Linked DNA regions of Homo sapiens: all the other regions are linked to region 6. Evidence: read pairs that join two places in POLR2A ChIA-PET (ENCODE). Cell type or tissue: CD4-positive, alpha-beta T cell. All regions are shown on one strand.

Region 1 (4,000 bases), 250 kb before region 6:
TTTCTGTGATAGAAACAGCCAGTTCTGCATTATTCCAAACCACAAAGCAAGCGACATGCCATCCCAACTTAGGATATGAAGGAAGTATCAGCCCCCTAATTGCACAGGGGCCACACAGCCTGCATCTCCCTCCATCGTCCCGACTGCATGCTTTTGATTGTTTCATAATAAAAGTGGCCGGCTAAATTATGACTACTTGTGATTTATTTGCCATGTCATTTAGACTTTTCATATGTATAAATTTGCCATTTGAAAAGAAAGAGAAAATTCACTGCTATTCCCCAAGGCCTCGTTTTTGGGGAGCTCCTCTAACATCATGAACAGAGGCTTTGTGACTTCTAAAGTGATTAGCTCCTATCCGGAGGTTTTGGAACATATCTGTGCTCAGAAGCAGTCTGCCGGGGTGAAATTCTATCTGGAATAGTGTCCTAACCCCATCGGAGAGAGACTCTGAATTTTTAAAACGCCTGTTAAGGACCCCTGGGTATGAGCCCCGCACAAACATGTCTGCGGCACCCACAGCTGTGCCTCAATGAAGGCCCAATTTCTCCATTGCACAGATGAAATTGCAAAGGCCCAGCAATGTTAGCCAAATTCCCCAAGCTTAATGCCAGAGCCTGCTTCCACTCCAGGACAAAGTGGTTTCAAAGTCCATACTTGCCCCACCCTGGTGGCCTGCCCTGGGGAAGGTCACTGCCAAGAAGGCTCCTGGGCCGTCTTGCAGCTGCTGCCTCTTCTTTTAATTACGAAAGAAATGCATCATCATGAAAAATCAACAATACACAAGATATAAAGTTAAAAGGCAAAGTCCCCCCTCATCCTCTCTCTCAGCCCCTCAAGTATATTAGAAGATCTTTTTAGGGTTGAATTTTCACTCTGCAGGAGGGTGTTCTGTATACAAAGAATACGACCCTTTCTTCCTCTTTAATTTGCTTATAGCTGGTACATTTCAAAAAAAAATAAAAAGTGACCCATGCCTTTGATGTTTTTTTTTTCCCCTTATTTTTGTCAACATATTGTGGAGAATGCTGAGTTCTTTGAATTGTTTTTCCCTCTGACAGCAAATCACCAAGATGTACTTTTCCAGAGCCTAACATCCTTGAATTCACAAAAGTTCCAGTCTGGAGTCATAATGTGGAACGTAAGCAGTTCTAGTCAGTTCTGATCTTGGCAACATGAATTCTCCCCTTTCCCCGGGGAGACTCAGAAACCTGCATTTTCACAAGATTTCCCAAGTGACATGTGTGCACAACAGGGTTTGAGAAACCCTGTGCTGGACTCAGCTGCTTCAGAGAGAAGACACAGAACAATTGCCAAGCTATCAAAAAAAGCTCAGACTGACAGCAGAGAACTCAATAGAAATGCCCCATCCGACTGTTGAAACTCAGGCCCAAACTACTGCAAGAGAGTGGAGAACTGTTTCTCCTCTGAAAAGGCCCGATTTCGACTAAATGAAAGCAAAACTGTAGGGACCATTTCCCACCTAGTAGCTTGAAGCCCTACCCGGTCACCAAATTGGCCTAGCTGGTCCTACCTGCATTTGGTAAGAGCCGGGGATTGGGACGAGGCAGAGAGCAAGACCAAGCTGGTTTCCTCTCCGGTTTCCTCCGGGGTGGCTGGGTCCCAGGTCCTGCCCCCGCCTCGCCCTGTGCAAGCTCGGTGCAGTGCAGCCCCTCCGGCTCTCGCCCCACAATGCCGTGCGCAGGCTGGCAGCAGTTCAGCTGAGGACTAAACGCTTGGCTCAAGTTCAACACGGCTGCCAAGATTTGGCAACCAGAGAGTTGCAGGGAAGCAGCAGGCTGCTAAACCCTTTCACATTTTTAATTAGATCCACACACCCATGTCTTTGAGCTATCATAAATATACAGATGACATAGAGAGTATTATTCGGGGTTAAAAAAAAAAAAAAGGAAGCAAACTCTACTAAGGTACAGCTTACCTTATTGAAATAATTTCCCTATCACTAGTTTGAGGGCTGAGGAGGAAAAAGAGAAGGTAGTGATATTTGCTTAAGTAGAACCACATCTGACAAGGGAATCTACCCAGGATCTGGAAAACACAGGTCTCGGCTGCCTTGCTATCTTCCTGGGCTTCGAGAATATCACCAGAAGAGGGCATTCTTGGCGCCGGCTCAGCCCTGTGCAGCCCGGAGCTGGCAGGCAGCAGTGCTGGAGGAGTCATCCCTCAGGCCACTCCCACCTCCCGTTCTTGGGGATAGCTTTAATATCGCCACGGAGCAGAGAGGTTCTCTCCTTCGCCCTAAATGCAGCAACTTTTATACTCCATGTTGCCTTACTATTCTTCTCGTTTTATTTCCTTCTCTGGATTGTTTTTGGGTATCTTCCCCTGGAAAACAATTGCAGATGCTTCTAAATTTTTCTAAGTCCTGTGCCGCAACATGCTCAGCTTCTTCCCCTCAGAACCAGCCTTTCCCCTTGCACTCAGCCCCTGGGCGATTCTCCCTCCGGGGAGGAAAGAAGATTCAACTCTTGATTCAAATGCTCCGGATTTCACTCTGGTTTCGCTGTGTGGCTTTGGACATAGGATTTAAAGCCTTCACGTTGGTTCCCTCATCTGAAAGATCCCAAAGCAATTCTGGCCTCACAGAGTGGCTCTGGGGTTTAAATCCTATGTACAAGGCTCGTAACACAGTCAGCACCCAACACTGAATATTCGATAGAACATGTGCCTTGTAGACAGTCAGCTAACAAACAACTCCACCAAAACAACAGTGCTAGTCCTTAGTCTTCTTCTTCCCTGAACTGCTTCTCCTCTTGTTTGTGACAAAGGCCACCCATGTTTCTCAGACAACTAACCCTAGTCTGATCAACTTGCCGTAAGATGAGAGTGAGCCCATGCATTGGTGTGCATGCCCTTAATTTAAAAGACATGTTAAAAAGGAAATGAAACACTTGAAATGCAGGAAAGAAGTGCCTCTGGTTGTCCCATCTGAGAGCACAAAGTTTATAAATAGAACCATCACAAGCATCAAACACGAGCTGTGCTAAGGCATCAAACACACATACATACACACACACGCACACACATGTTTGTGTCCTTGGCTTATGGTGAACAATTTGTACACCTTTCAGTGGCCCCCGCAGAAAACCAGAGCTTGTAGTGGACACTTGGCAGCATTTGGTCTTTTCCTCATCCTTCCTTCATTTATTTTTTCTTCACATATGACTTGAAAATAGAGCATGTTTTACTGTGGCAAAATTCCCTCTATACTTGACCTGCAAACAGGACAGTCAGGCTAACTGGGATGACCTGGTCCAATGAAGTGGGCTGGAGACAATTCTACGCCCAATAGGCACCTTTCAGCAGATGGAAAGGGTGAGGACAAACAGGTTGGTGGGCCTCAGCACCTCATCTTTTCCTGTAGTCTCTCTTGCTCCCCAACACCTCACTATCTCCCCCAATCCCCAGGTACAGGGGATTTCCTTTCACTAGAAGAAGAAAGGATACAAGCTTCTTATGCACGTGTGCACACACGCACACCCATTCATGCTCACAGACACTGAAACAAGACCCTTACACCAGGACTGTTCCACTTGGAATACAGAGAGCAGTAATGGCTCCCACAGCCATGAAGACCCAGGCTGAGTCCCACTTGCCTCTATGGTCCTGATCAGGCTCTGACAGGGAGCACACTGCTGCTCATGATTAGTTATTTATACATGAGGAAGCAGCAAATTTCTATGAGAGTAAAGTAAGATATGATCCACATCATGCTTTCCTGGAGCAAAAAGGGTCAAGCTGAAGCCGGTCTCATTCTCTGAGCTATCGTGGGCTGCACCTACACGTCCTTCCCACAGACGCATTGAAGGAAACGGGCCCTGTGACACCCTGACCCTTTCTGCACTTTATGTAGGGTGAAGGAGGTAGGCTGGGAATTAATACATGCACTTCATGTATTTAAGGGCCATTCCCTAATAGTACTCTGAGACTTCCTGGGAAATATTATTAACTCAGGACTGACATGTATTAGTCTGCTTGA
Region 2 (4,000 bases), 56 kb before region 6:
GTCCCCTGGGGGCAAAATCGCCCTGGGTTGAGAACATTGCTCTAGGCAAAAGGCTGTAAGCACACAGGGACAGCCTGTGACTAGAGGGGCCTCAGCAGGAAACAGCCCAGAGAAGTCACTTGGGGCCTGCCGCAGTGCTTCCAGCTCAGGGGCAATGCCTGGCACACAGTAGGTCCTCAGCAAACTGGTGCCAAGCCTCCGTTGTACAACAGGGCTGTTGCAAGATACTCAAAGGATCTAGGTGTCAAAATGCTCTGCACTGGGCAGGGCTAGGGCCCTGTCAGACCACCGTCCCTTGGCCTAGGAGGCCACAGTGGGCACCACCTCCGGCCAGGCCATGGTGGGTGGCTGTTTATCTGTGTGTCCACAGCTGCCTACCAGGCATATTAAAGGCCATGAAATAAGGATGAGGCCTAGGAGGGGTAATTAAAGCCACGGTGACATTGATCTGCTGAGATTTCTGAGAGAGCCCAGAGCACACAGGGTGATTCTCCATCTTACCTCATGCAGGCCCAGCCTGATTGGCCCCCTGGGCATTGCTGGGGCCAAGGAACCTCACCTGTGGCCGGGAGACTCCCAGGGCAGAGCCACGCTGGCTTTAGAGGCTGTGCAAAACAGGAGGCCTGGGCCTGGGGGGCAGCCCAGCTGCTGCGCTTTGCCCTGAGAAGGCAGGAGCAGGCCAATCTATTAAAGACACAGGTCCCCATTCTCAAAGGTCTCGAAAGTTAACCTCTTCCCCTCCTAGGCCCAGAGACTCAGCCAGGTAGAGAACCTGAAATGCTCCAGGGTCATGCCATCTGCAGGGCAAGTCCATCTTTGCACATTGGCCCAGATGCCCACAAAAAGGTTGCAGTCTGGATGCAAATTAAGTCAACAGTTAATTCTTGACCCTCTACCCTGAGCTAGGAAGGGTGCTTACTTATAAAAATAGGAACATGTAATATTTTCTTGCAATAATAGTCTTTGCAAAGATGGACTCTTTGATCAGAACAATAATTGCATTCTTACTGTTATAGTTACCGATCAGTGTTTCTTTGTGATCATTTTAGCTTCAGTTTTACAATTAGCATAATGAATGAAATTAATTAATGTATGTTCAGAGTCAGAAAGAACCAACACTGGCTTTGGTTTTACCCATGACTTGGGCAAATCATTTGAGCATATTGTGTCTTCATCTCTCTATTGATAAATAGAGATAAAAGTAATCAGTGCCATAGATTGGAAAGGATCAAATGAAATGATTGCAAAATCACGAGCTTAGGAATCCTTAGTTCATTTGCTCCCTAGCTATATGTTAGATTCTTTCTTATACTTAAGATTATTACCTCCTCACAGTCCTGTGAAGTGGTCATCAGCCACGCACTTTACAGATGAGAAAACTGAGGCAGCAAATCCTTTCTGAGCTGTGATTCCATATGAGGAGACTCCATACCCACCCCATCTCAGAGGGGATTACTGAGGAGCTCACGCTGCAGGAAGCCCAAGTTATTTTTTGTCTTCCAGCTGCTAAAATCAGACAAGTAGAAGGCAGGTGCCCTGCCTCAAAGCCTGCGATTGCCTTCCTTCCTGCCTGCCCATGAACTGGCATGCACTGTACTTCGTTACATCATTGCAGCTTCTGGTCTTCCTTTGTGAAAACCTGGCCTGTTTTTTGCCCTCTTCCTTCGCCACACTGGTGGGGGATGGGAGCTGCCCCTCTGATCTTTGCACTGTAAAGGAAGTAGCAGCAACCCTATCAGATGGGAGGAGGGAGAAGTTTTCTTGGGGCCTAGAAAAAAAAATAGCCTGTCTCCCACACAAGTGGGGCACCTGCGGTGAGATCGCCGGTCTAAATATAAAGAGATGCTTTTTTTTCTCATGAGCTGTCTTGAGTGGTGTGAAAGATTCTTCCAGAATTTTGGAGAAGACGTACCTAACTAAAGTCCTAGAAAAAGCCCTGTCTCCTGTGATTTCTACCTGACTCTACCCTCTGTGTTTCTAAAGAGGGTGGTGCATGAGCTTTAATAGTGGAGAGCTGTGCACTGGCTGGAGGGTGGGAAATGCACATCTGAACACTGCTTCACATTAAATGCACTGCATTGCAAAGACCCTGATTAGAGAAAGGCTTGGAGAAATAAGTTACCAATTGTTGAATGCCCACGGTCTATGCGTCTGCTTACTTAATGTAGGTTTAATGTGAGTGCCATGAAGCCTCTTCTGGGTAATAGCAATCTTAGGCAACATTAGGGAACACTTACTGTGCATCGGTCCCTGGGCTGATCTTTTATTCCGGCCAAGGGGCCTCCCTAAGAAGAGTTTAGGATGACTGCTATGCACATTGAGGTTGGGTGACACACCCATGAGGGCATCACCCCAAATTAAACCTGGCCAGGCTGACAGCAGTCTGCCCTCAACAACTTGGTTGAAGAATGTTCTCTGCTTTCCATGCATGCCCTACTTGTGAACAACACCTAATTGATAAAGTGAAACTGTGTGTGGTTCTTGGTTGCCATATGTGTGGTCCACCTATGGAAAAGAAGAAAGACCTTCTCTTGAGACTTATTCTGTTCCAGCCTATAATCTTATAGTCATGATTCCAAAGAAGTTTTGCAAAACCAAAAGTAGTTTTTATCATTAATCTGGTGGTAAAACCTGACCTGAACTGATAGAACTAATATAAGGCTATTTATAGTCTTTATTTTTCTCATGTAATGTAAACAGTCATTTATTTCACTGCAAAAATGTTGTGTTCTATCCCTAAGTGCTGTCCTAGACTCCTCTGCAAGATGCTCTACGATATGTAATTATGAGACATATTATTTTAAATGTACCAAATTCTGATTTCTAAATTACATGTGGTTTCAAAGGTTTCTGAAAACAGATCGTGGGCCTGCAAACCAAATCTGTAGTCCCACTTTGAAGGTGTATCCTGTAGACACCCTTGGATAGTGGCAATTATAGGGGTCAGAGAGATCGATCAACCTCAACCCTAATTCTCGTTTATGAAACTAAAGTCTGTGGCATCCTCGGCCAAACTGGAACTCATTAGAGCCTCAGGTTGCCCAGTTACAAAGAGGAAAACAGCACCAGCTTCCTTGCAAGGTTTCTGTGAGATTATATACTTAAAGGTTATTCATGTATTGGCCATTGGGACACTCTAAGGTTGTCCATATTTGCAGATGTTCTTTGTAATGAATTTCAGAGTCAAGCACAAAGATGTAGTAAAATTTTCACCTCTTCCAAATTTGCTGTCCTGTGCTTGGAGTAGGACATGGCCCCTGGGAGCTTGGGGCTGGGGAGGAGGTAACAGCCCATGAAGACCTGCCTAGGTCAGGGCAATTAGCAGGAGCCACCAAGACCTTCTCAGTATTAATTAGCTGTCCCTGCCCTGGTGCTACAGAGGATTTCCAGGCCTCTGGAGAGCCCTCAGGGATGTTGCCACTCACAAAAGAGCTCAGCTCTGACCATAAGAGCTGAGTAAATAGGATGAAGCTTGGCTTCCAAAGGGCCAGGGGCTGATGCAAGAAGTATCTCTCTGTGCGCAGGTGAGAGGCAGACTCTGGAAGGATGAAGTGCGGACAGTGGGTGGAAGGACTGGGGCCTGGTACCTGCATGCTCAGCCTCCCTGTTTCCACTCTGATGTGGCTAGTCTTTCTCCTCTCTGTTTCTTCCTTTTTTTTTTTTTTTTTTTTTTTGGTTTCTGCTCTGATCTCTCTGTTTCTCTCCTGCATTGGGCCTCTCTCTAACCTGCTTCCTTCTACATGTCTCTGTCTACGACCTTGCGGTTTGGTCCCTGTCGGTCTCTCTCTAGGCCTTTCTCCCTGTCTCTGTGGCTGTCTCTTCTCACATGCATACTCCAGGGCATTCTACCCTCAGAGCATAAAGCTTAAGTCATGTGGCGGCTGATGGTCCCTACTCTTCCACTGAGCCCATGGTTCTCTCCAAAGAGAAGGTGATTCATAGAGCACAGGATAGCTGGCATTTTCTGGGTGACAGTTCTATTATATTTCAAACAGAAATA
Region 3 (4,000 bases), 210 kb after region 6:
CTCTCTGGGGCCATTGGTGTCTTGGGCTATGCATCTAACCTGCCTCTCATTACCCCAGGGGCAGAGGGTCTGCTGCAATTAGCAGGCCAGAGACAGGAGTTTGGGAGTGAACTGGGCTATGAAGGAATAGAAATTGAGACCCAGAAGAACGATGGCAAGGCATGGTGACAGGGAGCAGAGAGTGGGAGTGAAGACAGGGCTGGGAAACCCTTCTGCTGGAGTCCTTCCCCTACATCTCAGTCCGAGCTGCATGGCTTGTGGAAGGCCCCTGGGTTTGAAGGGTCAGGTCTGAGAAGACCACTGTGAAATACAGGTGAAATACAGCTGATTAAAGGTGAAAGACCTGTCAGGCAAAGAGCATCATAGGATCTGCAGGTTTGGGAACTGAGGGCACAGCCTGACCCTGGCTGTCCATTCCTTCAATGGGTGAAATCTCGGCTCTGGTGACACTGGGTGTGGGTACAGCTCAGGAGGACCTTTCAATGGCTGGGGCTCAGTGTTTAACAAAGTTCTAATCTAGGTTAGGGCTCAATGCTGAGGGCTCTTTGGAGTAAAATCATCTCTTTATTAATGAGATCCAACCCTATCTCTCTGATAGAAATGATGGGAAAAGGTGCCCCTTTGGTGCTATTCAAATGAAAGAGTGAGAACAGTGGGTGTTTTTAAAACTCTCTCCCTATCATAGGAGGATGGAGCTCATTAGTGAGGGGAATGATTTTGCTGGGGAAAGGCTGTTACAATAAGAAAACATAACCTACTCAAGATGAGCCAGATCCAAGTCAATTAGGCTGGGAAAAAGATGGTAGGGAGAGGGAGAGAGAGAGAGAGAGTGAGCTTCAAAAATACCACCTCTTTCCTTCCATTCATTTGAATAACAGCAAGGGGACACTTTAGTTTTTTAATCATTTTTTTAGTTGAATCACTCTGGATCTCATTAATATAGAAATGATTTCACTTAAAAGACCTGGTGTTAAATTCCTGTTCAACTGAGATTAACCAAATCAAACATGATTTGACCAAAAAAGAAAAGTCTAAAGTATTCTATCTATTGCTAATACATTACAATCTGACTTTAAACTTATAAAAAGGATACACATGATATTTTTCATTCAGCTCCTTTTGATGTATCTGGAATACATTTTCCTAGGTAAACTGGTATTGAAATTCACAATGAAATGTGGTTAGCCACTTGAAGTTACTGAAAAAGAAGGGATTCAAATAATTTACATATGTGTGAGAAGGGGATCTGGCACATAATGTAAACCATAGAGGAAGAATATCTTCCACTGGGGACATATTTTCCTGGACTATTCCAGGAATCTTCATTTCATTAACCTTGCCGGGCCACAATTACTTTATGCTGTCAGGTGAATACTCTGAATCTGAAAGTGGCTCAACCTCAGCACTATTGACATTTGGGGCCCAAATGCATGGAACCCTTTGCTGTGGGGCCTGTCCTGGGCATTACAGGATGTTTAGCAGTATCCCCGACCTCCACCCATTAGGTGCTAGTAGCAGCACCCACCCAATGTGACAACCAAAAATGTCTCCAGACTGCAAAATATCCTCAGGATTGGGGGCAAAACTGCTTCCCCACCCCCGGGGACATCACCCCCCGCCCCACCTCATTGATAACCATGCTTTGAAGGTCATCTTGGCAAGGAAGCTAGAAGCTAAAGGAAGCACAGTGCATAGAACAATACATGTGCCTGGGTGCAACTGATGGTCCTAACTTTGTTCCAGAAGTTCCTCTGGAGAACCTTGACTTGCCTCCTTGCCTCCAACCTGCATGCTGCTCTAGTTTGCTTTCTACTCTCCCTCCATGGTAATTTTACTAAAGGGCTCTTTTCACCTCACCTTTGCTGGGTACCTCTGGGCAGGAAGTGGGGGTGGCATTCTGAGGTCACTCACTCTCTGAAAAACAACCAGGTGTGGCAAAGAACAGAGCCTTTAAAAACAGCCATGGCAGAGTTGGAGTCTCGGCTCTTTCATTTCCTAGATAGAAAGTCTTAGACGAATGCTTAACCTGCTTGAGAGTAAATAAAGCTGTTACCACAGATATACCCAAGGCAAAGAGACAGAGAGAAAGAAGAGAAGTAGTCTAGCTTCTCCCTTCCACCTGCTGCCAGGTTGCTTGCCCAGGGCTGTCAATGGCCACATTCAGGTGGAAAGCAGCTGACCAGTGTAAAACCTGGAGAAGAACCAGCAAAAGTCAACCCTCCCAGAGAGAGAGCTCAATGAGGCCCAAGCGAGGACTGGGTCTGAACACAAAGTGGGCCTAGAACCAGTGCCAACATCCAACAACAGGGATATGTGCTCGTTTTACAATTTTGTCTTTTTATAGTGGTTTCCCTGACTCTTCTGAGTTATGAACTGCTGTTGATAGTTGAGTCCAATACACCATCAGGAACAAACCATGGTAGTCACAGCATTATTAGTTACTGGATGTTCTGAGCCAACTAGAACCAGAACCAGATTCAAGAGAGCCTTGGACACATCCTCGTATGATTCCACTGGAAGAGCTTCCTGGGATGGAGAAGGGACCCTGCTGACATAAGGCTCTAAGGCAGGGATGGGCAAACTTTCTCTGTACAGGGCTAGCTAGAAATACAAGGCTCTGCCAGCCATACTATAGCTGCTGCAACTACTCAGTTCTACTGTTGTAACGCAAAAGTAGCTGTAGACAGTACCCAACCAAATGGATGTAGTTCTGTTCCAATAAAACTTTATTTACAAAAACAATGGGCTGGACTTGGCCCGATGGATGTAGTATGGCCATCCCTGCTCTGTGGGGCTAAACAATGTAGTCCTACGGCTCCAAAGATAGCAGCTTAATTGGATTGTCTTGCTTGCATGAAATCACTTATTTGGAGCCATTATTTAAGGGAAGGTAAGTTCCAGTTTATAAAATACTTTTTGTTCAATGGTTTATGTTTAGTGTAAATGTAGAGTTATATTATTCACAGTTAAAAATACAGCACTGATCAGGAGATTATTAAAAATGATTTAAATGGAGAGACAGACCTAATTGCACAGGAAAAAAAATAATTTTCCACAGGGTATATACTTCTTCTCTTGTAGAAAAGCACGCCAGTTTCCTTGGCAAATTCACAGCCCGGCACTCCGACGTTCTTAGCATTCATGCACGCTACCAATGGATTTACAATTGCAAATCAGCCCTGTATGGGAGCTGGTGATATGTTAGACTGTGTTTATTACATCTCTTGTGTGCCTGTACATTCGTGTGATGCTCACTCTTTCTCCTCCCAGAACAATTAGCAATGGGTCGACCTCCTATTGTTGTATTAGCGTAGGGTCTGTAATGTGGGAAGGAACTGGGCTTCTTCTCACTCTCCCTCCACAGTATCCCCTGTCTTTCCAGCTAGCAAGCAGCTTTCTCTCACAGGAACACAAGAAGAGCAGCTTTCTTTTAGATCTGTCTCCACCTAGGATGTTTAAGGAGCTCTAAATCAGTGCACCATGCACCAGCTGGTCTGAGAAGGTACACGGAATCCACAGCCATGTTCCCATCTCTGCTTGCATAATGCCTGTCCTGCAGCTCCTCCCACACCCCTGCCAGCAATCAGCATTCAATTCCCTTTATCTCCTGTCCTCTGGGGCCCATCTCAGCTTTCCCTTTAAAGATTCAAGTTGGGTTGGCTGCCCTGACTTTGCCTTATTCAGGATGAGCGATACAGCTTGGAGGGTGGGGTGTGGGTTTTGGTCTCAGACAGATCCAGTTTCCAATCCCAGCTCACTGTGTGACTTTAGGCAAAATACGCTACCTCAGTTTCCTCATTAGTAAAATGGGAGTAATGACACCTGTTATAAGCTGAATTGTGCCCCTGCCTCTCAATTCATATGTTGAAGAAGATGACCTTAGAGTGTGCCTGTATTTGTAGATAGGGCCTTAAAGATGTAATTAGGTTAGAATGAGGTCCTCAGAGTGGGCCCTAGGTCAACCTCACTTGAAGACATGTGAGGACATGAAGACTTGAAA
Region 4 (4,000 bases), 1.0 Mb after region 6:
GGGATGGAGCAAGAGGGGGACCGAGCCTGAGCACATCTCCCTGACATTTGGCTCCCTGGGACCGGAAGGAAGCTGAGTGGGATCAGGGAGTAGGGACAGGACAGAGCACACAGGACCTCAGGCCAAATGGCCTGAGTCAAAAGAGTGCCGCACAGGACCTCAGGCCAAATGGCCTGAGTCAAAAGAGTGCCGCAAAGTGACAAAGCATACTCACGGCAGCTGGATGACACAGACATTCATTCCTAGTGTCTTCTGTACCCTTCCCCATTAATAAATACAAAAGTGTATCTACAGCTAACACCGTCTTCAGAGAAAGATGCTCAGCCGGTATCAATAACTCAACCATGTGGTGCAGGGTACAGTCCCCAAAGACCATTTACTTTCTCCTTGTCCTCCCCAGATGTGAAGCCAACATTAACCTCGAGGCCAAAGTCTTTGGAGAGTTTCAGCTAAAGGTGAGGCCTAACCAGGCAGCCAGAAGGTCCATCCTTAAGCCATGGGAGATGAAGGAGAGTCTCCAACGGACAAGAACCTGACCCCCTCCCATTCCCTCCCCCATATATTTTTTCCTGCATTGTCTTATCTATGATCTGTGTTTAGTTACAGCTTGTGAAACTCCCCTGAGTTCTAAGGCAAAGGATTGGAGATTGCTAAACTGATTTTTAACGGTTTTCTGCAGCTCAGAGACCACCGTCCGGCCCAAGACTTCGAGGTCACCGTGCCTCTTCATCTCTGAGTGGTCCAGTGAGCTCGCTGCCACTACATGCTTACAACTGGCTCGATTCAAACATTAAATGAAGTAGAGAAATCATCAGATAAATTGCTGGCCCTGTGTACTGGAGAGTGAAGGCTCTTTCTCCAGCTGACGACAGCGCTAGGCTTTTGTCTGACCTAATTTATTTCTCTTTCAGGTTAGAATAAAGCACTCTTTCCTGTCGCAGGGTAACCTCTTCTGCTCATATATTGAACTCTAGCATAAGACTCAGGGTGCAGTCTGCAGATTTCTTCAACTTGGGAAAGAAGACATTATAAATCTAGAAATCCTATGATCAAAAGCACATATATTCCCCATCACTAGATTACATGTTTAGGGGAGAAATCCTCTCATTAAAAGCCATCCATAAAGGACAACTGTTTGGGGTGAAAGATGTGATCAAGACTGGCTCTAGCAATCACATACTCTTTCCAAACAAAGTTTTACATGTTATTTGAGTCGGCATTTTAAATCTTTGGGGAACGGTGCTATTTCCCTTAGTTCAGTGGGAACATTACCTAATAAATGGAATTGAGAATCCAAGTGTCATAAAATTTGAGCTAAAAGGATTTCCATTCATCAAGCTGTTTTAGGTACACGACTCCCAAAAGCAGCAACTCTCGACTGTTCCCTGGGTCTGTGACATGCAAGACAGAAATGAGCAGTACGCCTTCCCCAGACCTCCCCAGCCCGATCACCAGCGCCTTAATAACGCAGCAGAATTTTCAGAACGTCAAGACCACGGACGAATCAGGGAAAACACACCCATTCAAAACTCACAATTTTAATTGTTAAAAAAGAAAGAAAGAAAATCAAAGAAAAAGAAAATGCCCCCATCTGCCAAGTGAGGGCTTGTAAATCAATGGCGATAGCTTGAAAATAGATTTCTCAAACTTATATTCTCATTTTGTCCTGCACGAATCTCTGCTGGAAAATCAATATTACAACTTCACACTTAAGGTATTTTGCAGCAACGTAAACTGCCGCCGCTGCTGATGGAAGCCCGTTCCTAGCCCATTGTAGCGGAGGCGCCAAGCCATGACACGGGCACCGAGCTCCCCCTAGCTGCCAAGTGGCGCTAGGCGCGGCTCGGCGTTTCAGCTTGCCATCAACCAAAAGCCAATTCAACTGAAAGTTTATTTTGGAAAGTATTTTATCACAACAAGCAACAGAGAATGCAAAGCAATCGAGATAGGAGATGAAAAGGGGATAAGTGAAGGCTGGTGCAAGCCGTGTTCTAAGCTATAAGACAGTGCCAAGAACTCCATTCTGAGAAGGCGCTAGAAACTGGTATCTGTAAACGACTGTTTTCTGTGCTTCCGTCTCACCTGAGACACAATTCTAATTATTCTCAAATGCACCCAAAGTTGGGCTTCCCTTGGGTTGAGTAGGACCCACTTAGCCCTCCACACTGGTCACTGACACAACACACCCAACCAGCTAACCCAGCCTCGATGTCTCTAAGGCCGGCTTCACAAAAGCAACTGCATTCACCCCAGCACTTCAGAAATGCCTAGTTTTCTGTTATGAAATATTTCAAAGGCCAGACAAAAAATCGCCAAGGCCAAGCACAGGCAGATAGCAACCTCCCCATCAAAAAAAAAGAAAAGAAAAGAAAAGAAAAGAAATATGCATATGTACATCATATCATTCAGGTAGGGAAAAAAGACCCTTTAAAAATATTAGGGGCTGTTAAAATATGCTCACGGCTGTTTTCTCTCAGGTGTGAATTACAAATGAATAAAATCAGCCTGGCATAACACCTTTGGTGAACACGTTTTTATTCTCCCATTGAATCAGAGCAGCTGACTTATATCACACTTCTAATGATATGGGGTTCCCTTCTGTGCAGAAGGGAGAGGAACTTCACCCCCCCCCCACCAACTAACCAAAAAAAAAAAAAGAGGGCTATGTCTTATGAAATTTATCGGAGGCCCAATTCTGAAAGACATGTGGACCACTGGAGATATACTCTACCCTGGGGAGTTAAGATAATTGTGAGCACCGCTGCCTTCAAAACACACAGCTACAGCAAAACCTAATTCAAAAGGTAACCATGGAATTAACACAGTTAGCCTAACTTTTGCATTGAATCTTGCTTGGGTCTCTAGTTGTTTTACAAAATCGTGAATTCATACGGAAAATTACTAATCTTCCTAGGAAACCTGTTGGTGGGTTGTTGAGAAAATCACCTTGACTGGGGTTACGCAGTTTACCGTGGACATCTTATTTTCCTTGGTCTCTTCAGAAAGCATCAAGCTCCTTCTTGGATTTAAGTACTCTTCCCTTCACCCTGGCCCTGTCTGGCACAGCGGGCTCTGGCCCTTTCCTCTGCGTGGTCAGCCGATCCCCCTTAACCTCCCCTCGGCACGATTGCCACTGTGTTGTTTTGTGTTTGTTTTTTTATTAATAGCTGTGTCTGTCCTCTGCTTTTAAAAGCCATATCCATCTGGGTCAAACATTTTGAAGCAAACCAGAAGCCCAGGTTTCCATCACCAGCTGTCTCTCACTCTTTTTTACCTCACTCCTCTTGTCCCTGGCCCTGTCTGTAAATTTAACTAGCTCATTATGGAGCCCTTCTCAGACGCTCCCTCCCCCCTCTCCCCTCCCCACCGCCACCCACCCACAAAGACCATGCGTGCTATTTGTGTGCCCTCTTGTTTCCCAGGCCATCAGTTATTTGCAGTTGCATCATCCCTGAAGGACCTGAGGTTGCTGCCCCACAGGCCCAGGAGCTGCCACCCAACTGATAAAGATGTACCATGTTTTAAGGGGTATCTTTGGAATTTAAAATCTAAAATGTGAACTCCAAGTAGAGGATGCGACAGCACCCGCTTTGCCAGCCAGGGCTCCAAAGCACCCTGAGTCCACGGCTCCTGCATCATTTGTGGAGAGGCACTTCCAGAGGCCAGAGAGGCTAAAGTGCACCCCATTCCTGCCTTTCCCCTGCTTGCTCTCCCACCTCCCTCCCAGGTGACACAGGACAGACGAAAAGCCAGCTGCTTTTGGATAATAAATAGCCTTGTCTGAAAACTGGTTGGACCACTCTCCTAGCTTAAACCTGTACACATAGCCTGGGCTCCGTGTGCCCCTCAAAGGCAGGCCGGCTTTCCTTTGCCCTCTGGTCTCCTTCCCCTTTTTCTCTCCACCTCTCTTCTCCTTTGCCTCTCTCTTTTTCCCTCCCTGCCACTGCTCCAGTGTCAGCTGGCTTTCCCCAGCGTGGCTCTGAGCAGGGCTGAGCGAGAC
Region 5 (4,000 bases), 91 kb before region 6:
TCTGCCATCAGACTTTCGTACCCTGGCCTCCTGGTTTTATGAACAAATAATTCCTTTTTTTGCAAAGCAGAATTCCCCGCCCCCATTATAAACTCCCACCATTCAAATCTATAATTGGGGGAGTAACAGAGCTGTGGCCGACTTATCTTTTTAAATGCACCGACCCTGGACGAGCCATCCTAAAAATGTGTAATTATAAATAAACCTTCACCTATGTCAGCTGGCAGGGTTTTTAATTACTGCACTTGATGTCAATCAAGGCCAGCTCTGGGTATGCATGTTAGGGGGCAATTTCAGAGGAATTTTGCGGACATAAGCTGTTTGCCTTATTCTATTATCTGCATTTAAAAGGGGAGAGGAGGAGATAAGGCGACAGCCAGGAGGGGAGAGAGAAAGAGCAGCTCATGGAAAGAAAATGGTGGGGGAGGCATTTTACCGAGGCTGCAGCATCCTGCTGGGGCTGGGGAGGGCAGATACTGGACATCTCTCCTAACCCAGGGCCCCACACTGCTGGCCCCCTCTTTGTCTCCCAACCCTTTCTTGCAGGAAGATAAGGAGGGAGATGGGAGTGAGGTGTATATTTGCTGATGGAAGGGGGTGGAGGGGGCCCCTGCTAATCATGTGGGGACAAGGCGGGGATGAGGGTGGGGGTAGGATGAGGGTGGGGGTAGGATGAGGCAGGGAAGGAGAAGATCAGGAAGAGCAAGAAGTGTTGGGGGGAAGCGCTAAAAGGAAAAAAAATCAATTGATGCATATTCACTTTCTCCTCCACTGCGGATTCTATCCGAAGGAAACACTGAACTTTGTAGTGTTAGCAGCAGCTGAAATTTAGAATTATTGTTTCCTTCTAACAGAAGACTCATTTTCCACGGCCGCATTTGCAGCATAATAAGCTTTTTGTTATTTTTTCAATTAGAGTCAATTGACCTAACAAAATGCTTGGCAATTAAGTGATTTTTGTAATGGTCCGGGGGTAATTTAGTCGAGCTTGTCAGCTGTGTTTCATGAAGCCAGGCTGTCTTTTTTTTTTCCCCACTGCCTCTCTCTCTCTCCCTCTCTCTCCCTCTCTCTCTCTCTCTCTCTCTCTCCTCTCTCTCGAGCATAATGGCTCATAATTTCGAAATCTTTTCCTTCTGTTTCCCTCACAATAATTCGCAATTACAGGAAGTTGTTGGAGGTGATTTTTTTTTCTACCTTGCCTTTTGAGTCAGTAATTTTAAATAAAATGTACATACTTATAAAAAGGCAGCTATTACTGAAATCACTTTTTGTGTAAACTCAATTATTTCATGAATAGTGACACCAGCTTATACTGGGTCCCACTCCTGAAGGCTGAGGCATTATTATCTTCAGGGTAAAAGGTTTGGAACATTCAGAACACTCTTTCCAAATCAAACCAGCATTCAATAAGGTAAACACGACTTCAGGAGAGCAGGAGGCGGCTGGGTTACCTGGCCATGAAAAATGGCAACCTCCGGGCAGCCCTCATCTCTGTTTCCTCCCCTGGGCAAGGACTGGACTTTGGCTTCTCATCCTCTGATTTATGAGGAAATTCCTCATTTGCCTAATTGATTCATTTTCTTAAGACGACATCTGGAGTTACATTTTCTTTTAAAAGGCTGCAGTTAGAGCTGATGACTAGCTCAGATGTTCCTTCATTGTGTTACTATCTGTTTATACCTATCTTAAAAATATATAATATTCTGCACGTATCTGCATACGTGCATACATACAGAAATAGCAGAAAGACGTGCTGGTGTTTTTTCAGACAAATTCGCCTAGGAGGTAATGTGAGTCGTTATCAGGATTCATCTTTAACCTTTAGGAGGCTCATGTACATTTTCACATTGCCTTATGTGTTTGAAAATGATCTCTGCCTTCTACTCCTGAGTTACAATCCCTGGTTGACTTTAGTTGCCCCCACTGTGAAAAACAACTTAGCAGTAGCCCACTTCGTTCCTTGGTAAAAATCTCCCCAGTAGGGGGCAGTAGAAGAGCAAGCCAGCGGAACCCCATTTCGGCTGGCCCTTTAACAGGGCCAAGACTTCCCCGCTCTGGGAGGCCCATCCCCTCTTGGCTCCCGTTGGAACGCAGAGTTGGAAAGATCCATTAGTACAGAACACTGGTTTTGAATTGGTCTCCCAATTCTGTCTGGATAACATCTAATCAAATGCTCCTCCCTCTCCTTTTAGGTTTTATATCTTTTCAAAGTGATTCATTGAAAGCTGTGGCTGTTGTCAGCTGGGTGCTGGGAGCACTGAACAAATTCCCTGCCTAGGTTGTGTAGACAACGTGGGGAATGGGAGACCCTTGGGATCCTGATGGTCTCGCCAGGCCTACTGAGACAAGTGTCCAGTGCCATCGGACCTGTGCTCATGCAGTTACTTACTACCATGTGAATCTGACCATCAAAATTCTTCCTACATTTCAATTCCCCCAACTCTAAAATGAGGAGGTTGGGCTTGATACCATCTCAGAACTCTTCCAGCTATAAACTGCAAACCAATCAGGTATTAATTAATTCATTCATCCACTCTTTACAAGATGCACCCTGATCTGCAGAAGACATTCCTGTGTATAACAGAGTCATCATATTCTTGGGTTTGATTTGTTCTTTTTTAAAATATGGAATTTTTGTTTAATTCCAAATGGTTTTCTTTATTCTTTTTGTTGTTGTACAATTTACCCTCAACCAAAGAAAGAATAACGATAATTTGGAGAGTTAAACTTATTTCATAGCTTTAAATAGGTGTGTGATTTCCACAGTGACTGACGTCTTACCTGTATTTTGAGATATTTGGAAATCTTTACCTGTTTCCCCAGTGGTCATGGACAGCCTTGGGCTTGACTTGGTTTAGATTCTCAGACACTGTGGTTTGGACTGGGCTGGGGCTGGGCCCAGCCTCTCAAGGCTTTGATTAATCCACTGCACCTCTCATTTTCCTGACTATAAAAGAGAAGCTACAGTTCTGAATAAGCATCTTGCAGAAGAAAGAAGCCAAAGCAGAAAGTATTAAACTTTCATCCAGCACCATAGGAGAGATGTAGTTATTAAATTTCAGCTGCTTATCAAACTGATATGAAAGTCATTTTGCATGATTGCTTTGCATCCTCAAATCTTCTGCTTTTATTTGCAATGCATCTCCGTGCTTTCTTATTAGAAAAATACTCAAAGGATAAAAAAGCTGATAATATTATTCGGTTTTGACAATTAGGTAGAAAAAGCATTCAAAGAAGTGCTTTTTTATTGCAGCTGGTAATACTATTGGAGGTCCTCCTGATAGCAGTCTATACTGATGCTACCCAAGGTGACACTGGTTTTATCTTTTAATTGCCGTGTACTGGTTATACTGGATCTGGGCAAGGGAGGCTATTTCTAATCTTTGCATTGGGACATAGGACTCTAGCTTATATGACAGGTTCAGCTTATCCTGAACCTCTTGCATTTGCTCACTCTTGACTTTATGTTGTGTCCACTGCTCTCACTTGTATTGGGCCTAGGATGAGGACTTTTGCTGACTATTCAACACACCTTTGTTGAATATTTACTGTGTGTTGGGAAATGCCTTAAGACCCAGAGATGTAGCTTCAAGCCATAGACCACCTACAATTGAATTTTATCTCCCCTTTTTCAATTAAATCATCAGAGTTCACTTTTAAATTATATGCACATATAAAATTCTAAATTATGTATACATTTATGCACATAAAGATATATGATTTTTTTCATCATTTCACTATCTTTTCGTGGTCCACAGAATGCAAAAATGATTATTTTGACTTATTTGCCAGTTCTATGGACCTTATTTTACTTTAGCCTTTTAAATAGCTCTATGAGGTAGAGACTCATTTTCTTTTGACAACAGAGGAAAGTGAAGCTTAGTGGGGTAAAGAGACTTGTTCAGGATCATACAGGTGGTATATGACATCTATGTGATTCAAGTCACGTCTGTGAGACTATAAAGCAGTGCTATCTTTTGGCCTTAGCCTACTGCCAGCA
Region 6 (4,000 bases):
GCTTTGGGGCCTTAAGGTCTCTGTCACAACTACTAATTATTCCTTTGTAGTACCCAACAGCACAGAAAATATGTAAACAAATTGGTGTGGCTATGTGGCAATCTTTTTTTTACAAAAGCAGGTGGCAGAGTTGGACCTGCTGGCCCCTGGTGCGTGATCTTCCACTACTTAAGACTCTATCATGATTGCCCAGGCCATTGAGAATTATATCTGACTTCCTTGTGTTCTAGAGGCCCCCAGGACCTAGCCAGGACTCCCCAGGGCAGGCGGACCCGCTGGCTGGTGCTCAGTCTCCCACCTCTCCCCACTCAAGCTTGGTCAATCTCTTCTCTCCTTCTGCAGTGTTCTGCTCTCTTTTGCATGGCTGGTTTTCTCTTTTCCTTTAGGTCTCAGATTAAATGCTGCTTCCTCACAGAGCCCTTCCTGACAATGCTACAGATCACTTGCTGGGATTCACTATACTTCCCTTGCTTGCCCCCTTCAAAACACCCAACTCTTCTTGCAATTTTTTTATTAATTTGTGTCTTTGCTTTTTTCTTCATCAACTTCCCTCATCAGCATAAACTCCACAGAACAGGAATCATACACATCCTGTTCTATATCCCTCTCTGATCAACACAAAGAAGGGGCACCATGTGAATTTGTGAAATGGATGCAAGTGAGGCACTGGCCCTTCTTTTGAGTTTCACAGTCCATGCTCTGGCCATTTGTCCACTGCCATCCATGGCCTCCTGTAGACAACCTTGGCAGAATTAAGAGCATCCCTTAATTCCTTGCTCCTCCCACCCACCCCCCAAAGCTGATTCAAGCTTGGCAATGAAGATACATATCCTTAACTGATATCAGTAGCTTTGATACTGTGGGTAAAAAAGCTCTAAAATTATTTTTTGGCAGGGCGCAGTGGCTCATGCCTGTAATCCCAACACTTTGGGAGGCCGAGGTGGGTGGATCACCTGAGGTCAGGAGTTTGAGAGCAGCCTAGCCAACATGGTGAAACCCTGTCTCTACTAAAAATACAAAAAAATAGCTGGGTGTGGTGGCGGGTGCCTGTAATCCCAGCTACTCAGGAGGCTGAGGCAGGAAAATTGCTTGAACCCGGGAGGCGGAGGTTGCAGTGAGCTGAGATTACACCACTGCACTCCAGCCTGGGTAACAAGCGAAACTCCGTCTCAAAAAAAAAAAAAAGATTTTTTTCATCCGCCATCCTCCTACTCCAAGTTTCTTAAAGAGATTGAGAGATGGTCTGAAATGTGGGATTGGAGCTATGACAAGGGAAGATTTTTCCTGAAGACTCAGGCTGATGGAGTCCTGGGTACTCCCGTTCTTAGGGACTGAACAAGACATCCCTTGTCCCCAGTGCAGCCTCTGGTTTCTTCTCTCAGATGCAGGAGAAAAGTAAGAATACCCCCTCCTGTCTTTTTATTAATTTCCTTTCTGGTTGTCCGAACAACTGTTTTCGTCCTGGAAACATTTAGAAATTGTACACATGCTCCTTATTTTCGACCTTTCCTTTACTTCTCTTCACTCATTGAAACCCGCTTGAAAGGCTGGGGGCAGCCTGCCAATTTCTCTAACCCTAAAAGAAGAAAAAGAAAACAACATAAAACCTCAGGCAAACGTGTTTAAAATGCAGACAGTGGTTCACTTCCATTTTCATCTTCCAGTATCAGTCTGTATAAATCAGAAGCTGGGGTTGCTGGGTTATCATGTACATTCTTGATTTGCAGTGATGCAAGTCACTTTATTCAACATCAAGAAACAAATGTGGATGCTGCTCCAGGGATGAAAGGGTTTCTCCGTTCAAACTCCGCTCTCTGGAATGTGTTTAACTGAGTAGAAGAAGATGATCGAATAAGCGGACAGTCTCGTCTCATCACGGGTGTTCCCTAAACTCTGTGTTTCTGGATGTGCCCTGCTGGTCAAAATTGGAAACAGGTTGGGAGAGTTGAAAGAGTCCCAGTCATGTCTACTTGAATTTGATTGTTGACTTCATCAATGACTTTCTGTCGGAAGTTAGCTACATTTTTCAGTCTTTGAGATCTTTAGCTTTCCTTTAAACTAAGTCAGAATAACAGTACTAATGCTGCAGGCTGACTTTGGTAATAGAGGTGTCGTCTGTGTAAGGGGTCAGTATGTGCCCATCTCATCGAAGGCCCTCAATAAAAGGAAGGCAGTGTTATTGTGACAACATTTTCTCTAGTCTGTGGCCTTGGCTGTGGAGTGTTCTCCTGCACATCATGCATACAAAACACCCCATATGTTTGATGTGAGCTCCGGGGTCTGCGACCAACCGTGATTTGAAAAGCAGATGTTATTAATCTTCTAAACACTGCACATCAGCCATGATGTCATTTAGGACTGACAGTGGATGCGCTGCCTCCTTCCCTTTTGGAGATAATTATTTTGAAGCACTAGGAGAGGCCGTTTGTTTTTTAAGACAGTTGGGGCCAATTTGCCTTTTGAGAATCCAGTGGCAGCCTGTAATGAAAACATGAAAATAAGCACGGGCCCCAAGCTCAGACATTCAAGGCAGGAAGGCTGCAAAGCAGAGCAAAGCTCCATGTGGACCGCGAGTGCCTGCCTGTAACCTATGGAAGAGTGGAAGGAAGGTGGTGGAGAAGCCAGCTCCTGGAAAAGTGCCGCAGCAAGAGGACATGCTCGTCGTGGCATAGGGAATGTCTCACAGAGTCCAGACTTCAGAATACTGAAGGAGCTATTTCCAGGTTTGAATTGCCTAGCAATGAGGCTCTATTATCACAAACCAGGATGGGATGGGCCCATCTCTGGAAGCAGTGCAGGAATACATTCAACTCAACAAATGTTCATTGTGCACCTGCCATGTGGGAGAGAATGATGACCACAGGTTTATGGCTCCTTCCCTGGAAGGAGCTCAGAGACAAGGGTAAGCTGATATTGACCACACATTGTGTAAGGCACATGATGGGCATCCCTCATCTGATCTTCTTCCCATAGCACCGCAAAGTAGGGAATGTACAAATCCACAGAGATAAGGAAGTCTGAGAGGCAGGAACAACAGACAAAGGGTGTCAAGTACTAGGACCTTAGAGAATAGGTGAGAAGGCAGCAAATCACTTGGCTGACAGTAAGAACAACACCAAAGTGTCTGCCTGGGGTAGGGGCATCAAGGGCCAGGGAGATGTGCACTGGGGAGTCCTGGGGAGGCTGAGGATGGGACAACCACTTGCCTCTGAAGGCCAGATTCAAGGTCAGACTGAATACAGGATGACTGGCCAGGAGGCTACTTCCACCCTGCCGCAGCATGAACTGCTCCTTCCACCCTACCCTGCCAGAGACAAGAGACATGGAGTTTAGTCTGTAGAAGAACTGAACTAGGAAGGCTCCAGATCCCAGGTAGCCCAGTGAAACCAAGAAGATTTGGTGAAAGTGTAGTGACTGCATGGTGAGATCCTTCACACCCGTTGCCTCAATTCACTTCCCCTACTTGGCCACCAGAACATGGTTAGGATGAGAGAGGCCAGGCAAGGGATAGGAGCTTTATCATCATTGGAAACTCTGAGCAGCTGATGATCCAGGACCTACAAATATTAAAATTTGGAGTTGAACCAGTGAAAGAGCTAAGTCTTTTATCTATTTTAAAGCAAAGTGTTTGACAAATCTCACCCAGCACACGCAGCCTCCACACAAGCTATGGCTCCACGCTGTTCATTGTCAATGGGCAACAAAGGATCATATGTATTTGAGAAAAGCATGAACTTCAGACTCTAAATCTAAAAGGAAAAGGAGACACTGCAGGGAACAGAAGATAATTATATAATTTAGAGAAATAAAAGAAGATACTGCATCTATTGCAAAAGAATAAGACGCTATTAAAAGAAAACATTTGGAGCAAAAGAAAACTGTCTCAGGATTCAAAGTGCGTTAGCACTTAACACTACTGAGTTACACGCTGAAAAATGATTAAGAGGGTGGATTTTATACTATATATATTTTGCGCAGTTAAAAATTTTTAAAGTATCTA
Region 7 (4,000 bases), 960 kb after region 6:
GGTGGCAGGTGCCTGTAGTCCCAGCTACTTGGGAGGCTGAGGGAGGAGAATTGCTTGAACCTTGGAGGCGGAGGTTGCAGTGAGCCGAGGTCGCACCACTGCACTCCAGCCTGGGTGATGGAACAAGACTCCGTCTCAAAAAAAAGTGCATCATGCAGAGAAGGGAGGGAAAGCGCATGCCTGGCAGAGGTACTGCATGCCTAAAGGCGGAGGTGGGACTCCAGACTCAAAGAAAGGAAGAACTGAAGGCAAAATTGAAAAGGGAGAGGTTCAGAAAACACGCAAGAAACTTAGCTGGATATAGAGCAAATTCCATTGCTGTAAATCCCATCATAGTGAAAACTTTCCTATTTCGTCCATGAAAAATTTCAAGCCCACACTCAAGGCCTACTCAAGTCAAGAACTGTTCAGTATTAAGGAAAATCTCAATATAACAAAAGGATGCATGTGAACCCTTCAGAGGACCACCTTCCCAAGCTGCTTTCCATAAGGTATAAAGGAATGAAACTTAAAATCCAGTCTATGAAGATCACTAGCAAGGAAGGTGGCTTCTAGGTTACCCTCTCCGGCAGGAGTTAAACGATTCCAGCAAGCCTCACATCTGAATACCCTAGGCCTGTGAATCCACCTTCAGAAACAAGACAGTCCAGGCTGTCGGTGGAACAGGGAAGTATTAAAACTGAACTATGGCTGCATGCACCCGAGATTTCCCAAAACAGTCTGTGTTTCAACCGTTCAATTCTTTGGTTAGCCCAGGTGTGCAGTTTCAGGCTCAGGAAACAGCCACCCAACCCCAAAATAAAGCAACATTGCCAGCCGCAGGGGTATCATGGCACAGGGTGAAAACAGTGGTGTTTGTCAGTAAGATGGAAGAGCCGGGGCAGGACGCACAGAGCAATTTTCCATGTGGCAAGTCATCTGCAGCATTTGTGAAAAGCTACAGCACATTCCTAGAGGTTGTCTTTAGAGGTCCCGCCTTCGGATAAGGCACAGAAATCCACTGGAAATAATAAAGAATGCGTTGTCAGAGTCCCTTGAAATCTGCTTTCTGTGAACTTCCCTGAAAAGGGCCTACGCTGTTCCAGTGGGTTTTGGTGGGCCGATAGCTGAGCTCACTTTGATGGTGACGTTCCCCCACGCCGCCCAACATGAGAGTTTTCTGAAAGGATTCTAGAACTCTGGGGACAGGAATTTTGCAGAGAATGTGAAAGAGAAGCACAGAGCAAACCATCCTTATCATTTAATGGACAAATAAAGAGGGAGTTAGGAGATAAACAGGCAAAAAAAAAAAAAAGGCCAGGAGTCGGCTGCAGGTGTGTGAGCGGGGATCAGTGTGTAGCTGTTTCTCACTCACACGTGGGATCTCAGTCTCCCCAGAAGCACCCCATGCAGGCCTTCCTCCTCCTCCTCCTGGAGACAGGAAGTCTCCCCTCTCCATAATTCAAGACTTCCTTCACCAGGCAAGCCTCCATCTTTCCTTTCTTTAAATCCACAAAAAATCTCGACATTCCACCCCAAGAAGTATGGCAGAGCAGTAAATCTCATTTTAATGGAGTGTACGTTTAGCTCCAAGGAGATAATTGACGTTATGGAGAGCCTCGATACCGAGTTATATAGGTTAGCTAATGCAGAGGGGACTCATTACTGACACACTACAAACAAGTAGTAATATATGTATATTGTTCTGAGTGGCGTTAGAGCAAAAGTGTTCCGGTCTGCGGGGATTGATAAAGCACAAGAAAACAGCAGATATGCACTTGTAAATTTGTCTCATTTGTCTCTGAAGTTAAAGGTTATTCCCTTGTTCTGAATTTGTAATAAAAACATGCTAGCCCAGGGTTTGTGGAGAATGTTTGAATATTTAAATTGTGTATAATGATAGGCAATTATAGGGTAAAAAACTGGACCTTATGAATGGGGGGAACACTGTTTGGATCACCAAGTGTTTTCTTTTATCTTTAATGCATTTTGCAAGTAATTTCCCCCCAGTGGGGTTCAGAGACCATTACCCAGTCCCACAACCACTAACCAGTAACTAACCAAGCTTGGGTTTGCCCGGGTGGATAGGCTCTTTTCCTTCTTTTTTCTTTTCCTTTCTTTTGTTAGTTTTGTTTCCTTCGATATGCAGAATACATCTCTCCAACCAATGGCTGGCCTGGGGCTGGGGCTGGGGCTGGGGCTGGGGCTGGGGCTGGGGCTGGGGCTAGGGCTGAGGCTGAAACCGTGGCCTCTGTCCCCAGCAGGTCAGTTCGTCTTTCTGGGGAAGGACAAGGCTGGCCATAGGGAGAGGTCTGAGGGGCAGGGTGTGAATTTCCTCTGCCCCCCACAGTGGGCTCCCTTCTCCCCAACCCTCTCCCGGGAGGAGGGCCAGGGGCTGGTGGGGAGCCCCAGCTGTACCACCGGCTTGGGGCGGGGGGTGGCGCTGCGGCTCCCGCGGCTGGAGCCCAGGTGCCCGCCTGGCCGAGTCTGCTGTCGGCCCAGGTTAACCAACTGCAGTGCTAGAGTAACTCCAGCCAGCTTGTCACCGAGCACAAAAGTCATCAGCCAGTGAATGTTCTTTTCTGCACCACAATTAAGACGAATCAATACGACGTGCCACAAATGGTATTTTACTCTCAATAAGAACTCGAGCTGAGTTTATTCAGAATATTTTAGCGCTTCCCCGGGGGATTTTGGGCCGACGCAGATGGCAAATAAAGTACTCAGCCTAAGGCTACAGCACATTATGGTAATTCTAATGTCAGATGTACTTTAATATACAGCTCTATTTAATCACCCCATTATTTCACATTTCCATATGAAAAACCTGCGGCACTTCTGCGGCGCTTTGCCTCTGCCACCGTGCCAAGCTTCCTCCAGCCGCTGCTGGCTGCCGGGACGTGGTCATCTCGCCAGGCACAGCCTGACACCACCGAAGTTTCCGGGTGCCCGGATGCACAGCCGAGCTGCCTGGTGCCGCTAGAACATCAGAGGACTCTAAGATGCACCGAACGCCACCATGGGCGGTTATGGAAGAGAAAAGCTGCACGCACACTACATGCACACACACATGCAAGTTCACAATAAAATGCAGGGGGATGTGTGTCCACGTGGGCACACACGCACACCCACACACACAGTGTGCAGGAGAGAAACTAATGTCGACAAGGAGTTACACCCACGCTCCTAACACGGCCCTCTCCAGACACCAACACCCCAGCATGGCGGCTACTGGGTCAGCAGCTGGATCCAATCACAACGCTGGCTCCAGCCTGCGGCCCCAGCAGCTGTGCCCATTGGTTCTCCCAGGACTGCCCCCCACCCCATGAGGGCAGGATAAAGGCATCATCCACACCAAGGGGCAGAAGGAGGCCAGGCTGATGACAAAGCCAGAGGGGAGTGCACGAGGTAGAGCGGGGGATGAGAAGGGCTGGGAAACTGCTGCCCACACTGTGTGGGAGCACCTGGAGCAAGAAGGCCCCCAAGATGACCCTTATCGGGGACTATGGGCACTAGGGAATTGAAGCCTAGAGGTCCAGGCCCAGGGGAGGTGGAGTTCTGTGAATTCCAAGTGGCAGGAGCACCTCAAGGCTGGCTGGGCTGGCCCGCAGAAGCAGGGGTGTGGGCCGAGCCCAGGAAATCACTCTCAAGGCACTCCAAGAAGCCCAGCACAGCACCTGCTGACAATCCAATTCTAGATTTCCCAAAGACAGGTTTTGCTGATGGATGCAATGACACCTGGCACCCGACCCTACTGGGTGTCCCAATAATGAGCCAACACTTAAAGCCACATAACATGATTCACAGAAACAGTTACAGCATATGTCTTTAAAACAAGGCACTTGGGCCAGGCGCGGTGGCTCACGCCTGTAATCCCAGCACTTTGGGAGGCCAAAGCGGGCAGATCACGAGGTCAGGAGATCAAGACCATCTTGGCTAATACAGTGAAACCCCGTCTCTACTAAAAATACAAAAAAACTAGCCAGGCGTGGTGGCATGCGCCTGTAGTCCCAGCTACCTG

The links. Peaks named below come from ENCODE experiments on the same cell type or tissue, not always from the same donor. Only the 100,000 strongest peaks of a DNase experiment are listed, where the experiment ranks them.
Region 1: POLR2A ChIA-PET joins it to region 6 with 11 read pairs; 4 of 35 experiments call an interaction of 5 or more read pairs at or near these places.
Region 2: POLR2A ChIA-PET joins it to region 6 with 14 read pairs; 6 of 35 experiments call an interaction of 5 or more read pairs at or near these places.
Region 3: POLR2A ChIA-PET joins it to region 6 with 10 read pairs; 3 of 35 experiments call an interaction of 5 or more read pairs at or near these places.
Region 4: POLR2A ChIA-PET joins it to region 6 with 15 read pairs; 5 of 35 experiments call an interaction of 5 or more read pairs at or near these places.
Region 5: POLR2A ChIA-PET joins it to region 6 with 23 read pairs; 6 of 35 experiments call an interaction of 5 or more read pairs at or near these places.
Region 7: POLR2A ChIA-PET joins it to region 6 with 12 read pairs; 3 of 35 experiments call an interaction of 5 or more read pairs at or near these places.

What each region holds. Positions count from the first base shown.
Region 1 is chr14:97,976,443-97,980,442 of GRCh38, forward strand. LINC01550 (long intergenic non-protein coding RNA 1550) reads right to left here and starts at 1,682. Exons shown (of 3, transcript NR_015430.2): 1 at 1,535-1,682. RefSeq lists an enhancer at 1,682-2,181. In CD4-positive, alpha-beta T cell, CTCF peaks have their summits at 2,074 (motif pointing right) and 2,273; DNase peaks (open chromatin) are centred at 649, 1,689 and 2,149; H3K4me3 peaks cover 2,856 bases; H3K27ac peaks cover 3,457 bases.
Region 2 is chr14:98,171,871-98,175,870 of GRCh38, forward strand. No RefSeq gene overlaps it. Among named protein-coding and RNA genes, the nearest start is that of LINC02295, 38 kb to the left of the region's middle. In CD4-positive, alpha-beta T cell, no CTCF peak of the experiment used is centred here; DNase peaks (open chromatin) are centred at 1,661, 2,381 and 3,711; H3K4me3 peaks cover 1,238 bases; H3K27ac peaks cover 4,000 bases.
Region 3 is chr14:98,442,353-98,446,352 of GRCh38, forward strand. No RefSeq gene overlaps it. Among named protein-coding and RNA genes, the nearest start is that of LINC02914, 270 kb to the right of the region's middle. RefSeq lists an enhancer at 3,311-3,812. In CD4-positive, alpha-beta T cell, no CTCF peak of the experiment used is centred here; a DNase peak (open chromatin) is centred at 1,899; H3K27ac peaks cover 1,258 bases.
Region 4 is chr14:99,264,922-99,268,921 of GRCh38, forward strand. All of the region lies in intron 1 of BCL11B (BCL11 transcription factor B), which reads right to left. Among named protein-coding and RNA genes, the nearest start is that of BCL11B, 5.3 kb to the right of the region's middle. RefSeq lists enhancers at 3,373-3,978, 3,979-4,000. In CD4-positive, alpha-beta T cell, CTCF peaks have their summits at 1,812 and 2,020; DNase peaks (open chromatin) are centred at 890, 1,790, 2,630, 3,370 and 1 weaker place; H3K4me3 peaks cover 4,000 bases; H3K27ac peaks cover 2,948 bases.
Region 5 is chr14:98,136,801-98,140,800 of GRCh38, forward strand. LINC02295 (long intergenic non-protein coding RNA 2295) reads left to right here. Exons shown (of 3, transcript NR_184268.1): 2 at 2,193-2,510. All of the region lies in intron 1 of LOC105370655 (a long non-coding RNA gene), which reads right to left. Among named protein-coding and RNA genes, the nearest start is that of LINC02295, 2.8 kb to the left of the region's middle. In CD4-positive, alpha-beta T cell, CTCF peaks have their summits at 1,968 (motif pointing right) and 2,181; DNase peaks (open chromatin) are centred at 1,061 and 2,001; H3K4me3 peaks cover 2,372 bases; H3K27ac peaks cover 2,897 bases.
Region 6 is chr14:98,228,268-98,232,267 of GRCh38, forward strand. The region is part of intron 1 of LOC105370656 (a long non-coding RNA gene); the gene reads left to right. Among named protein-coding and RNA genes, the nearest start is that of LINC02295, 94 kb to the left of the region's middle. In CD4-positive, alpha-beta T cell, no CTCF peak of the experiment used is centred here; a DNase peak (open chromatin) is centred at 1,594; H3K4me3 peaks cover 1,151 bases; H3K27ac peaks cover 1,641 bases.
Region 7 is chr14:99,186,383-99,190,382 of GRCh38, forward strand. All of the region lies in intron 3 of BCL11B (BCL11 transcription factor B), which reads right to left. Among named protein-coding and RNA genes, the nearest start is that of BCL11B, 84 kb to the right of the region's middle. In CD4-positive, alpha-beta T cell, CTCF peaks have their summits at 2,333 and 2,543; DNase peaks (open chromatin) are centred at 2,469 and 2,979; H3K4me3 peaks cover 3,590 bases; H3K27ac peaks cover 3,858 bases.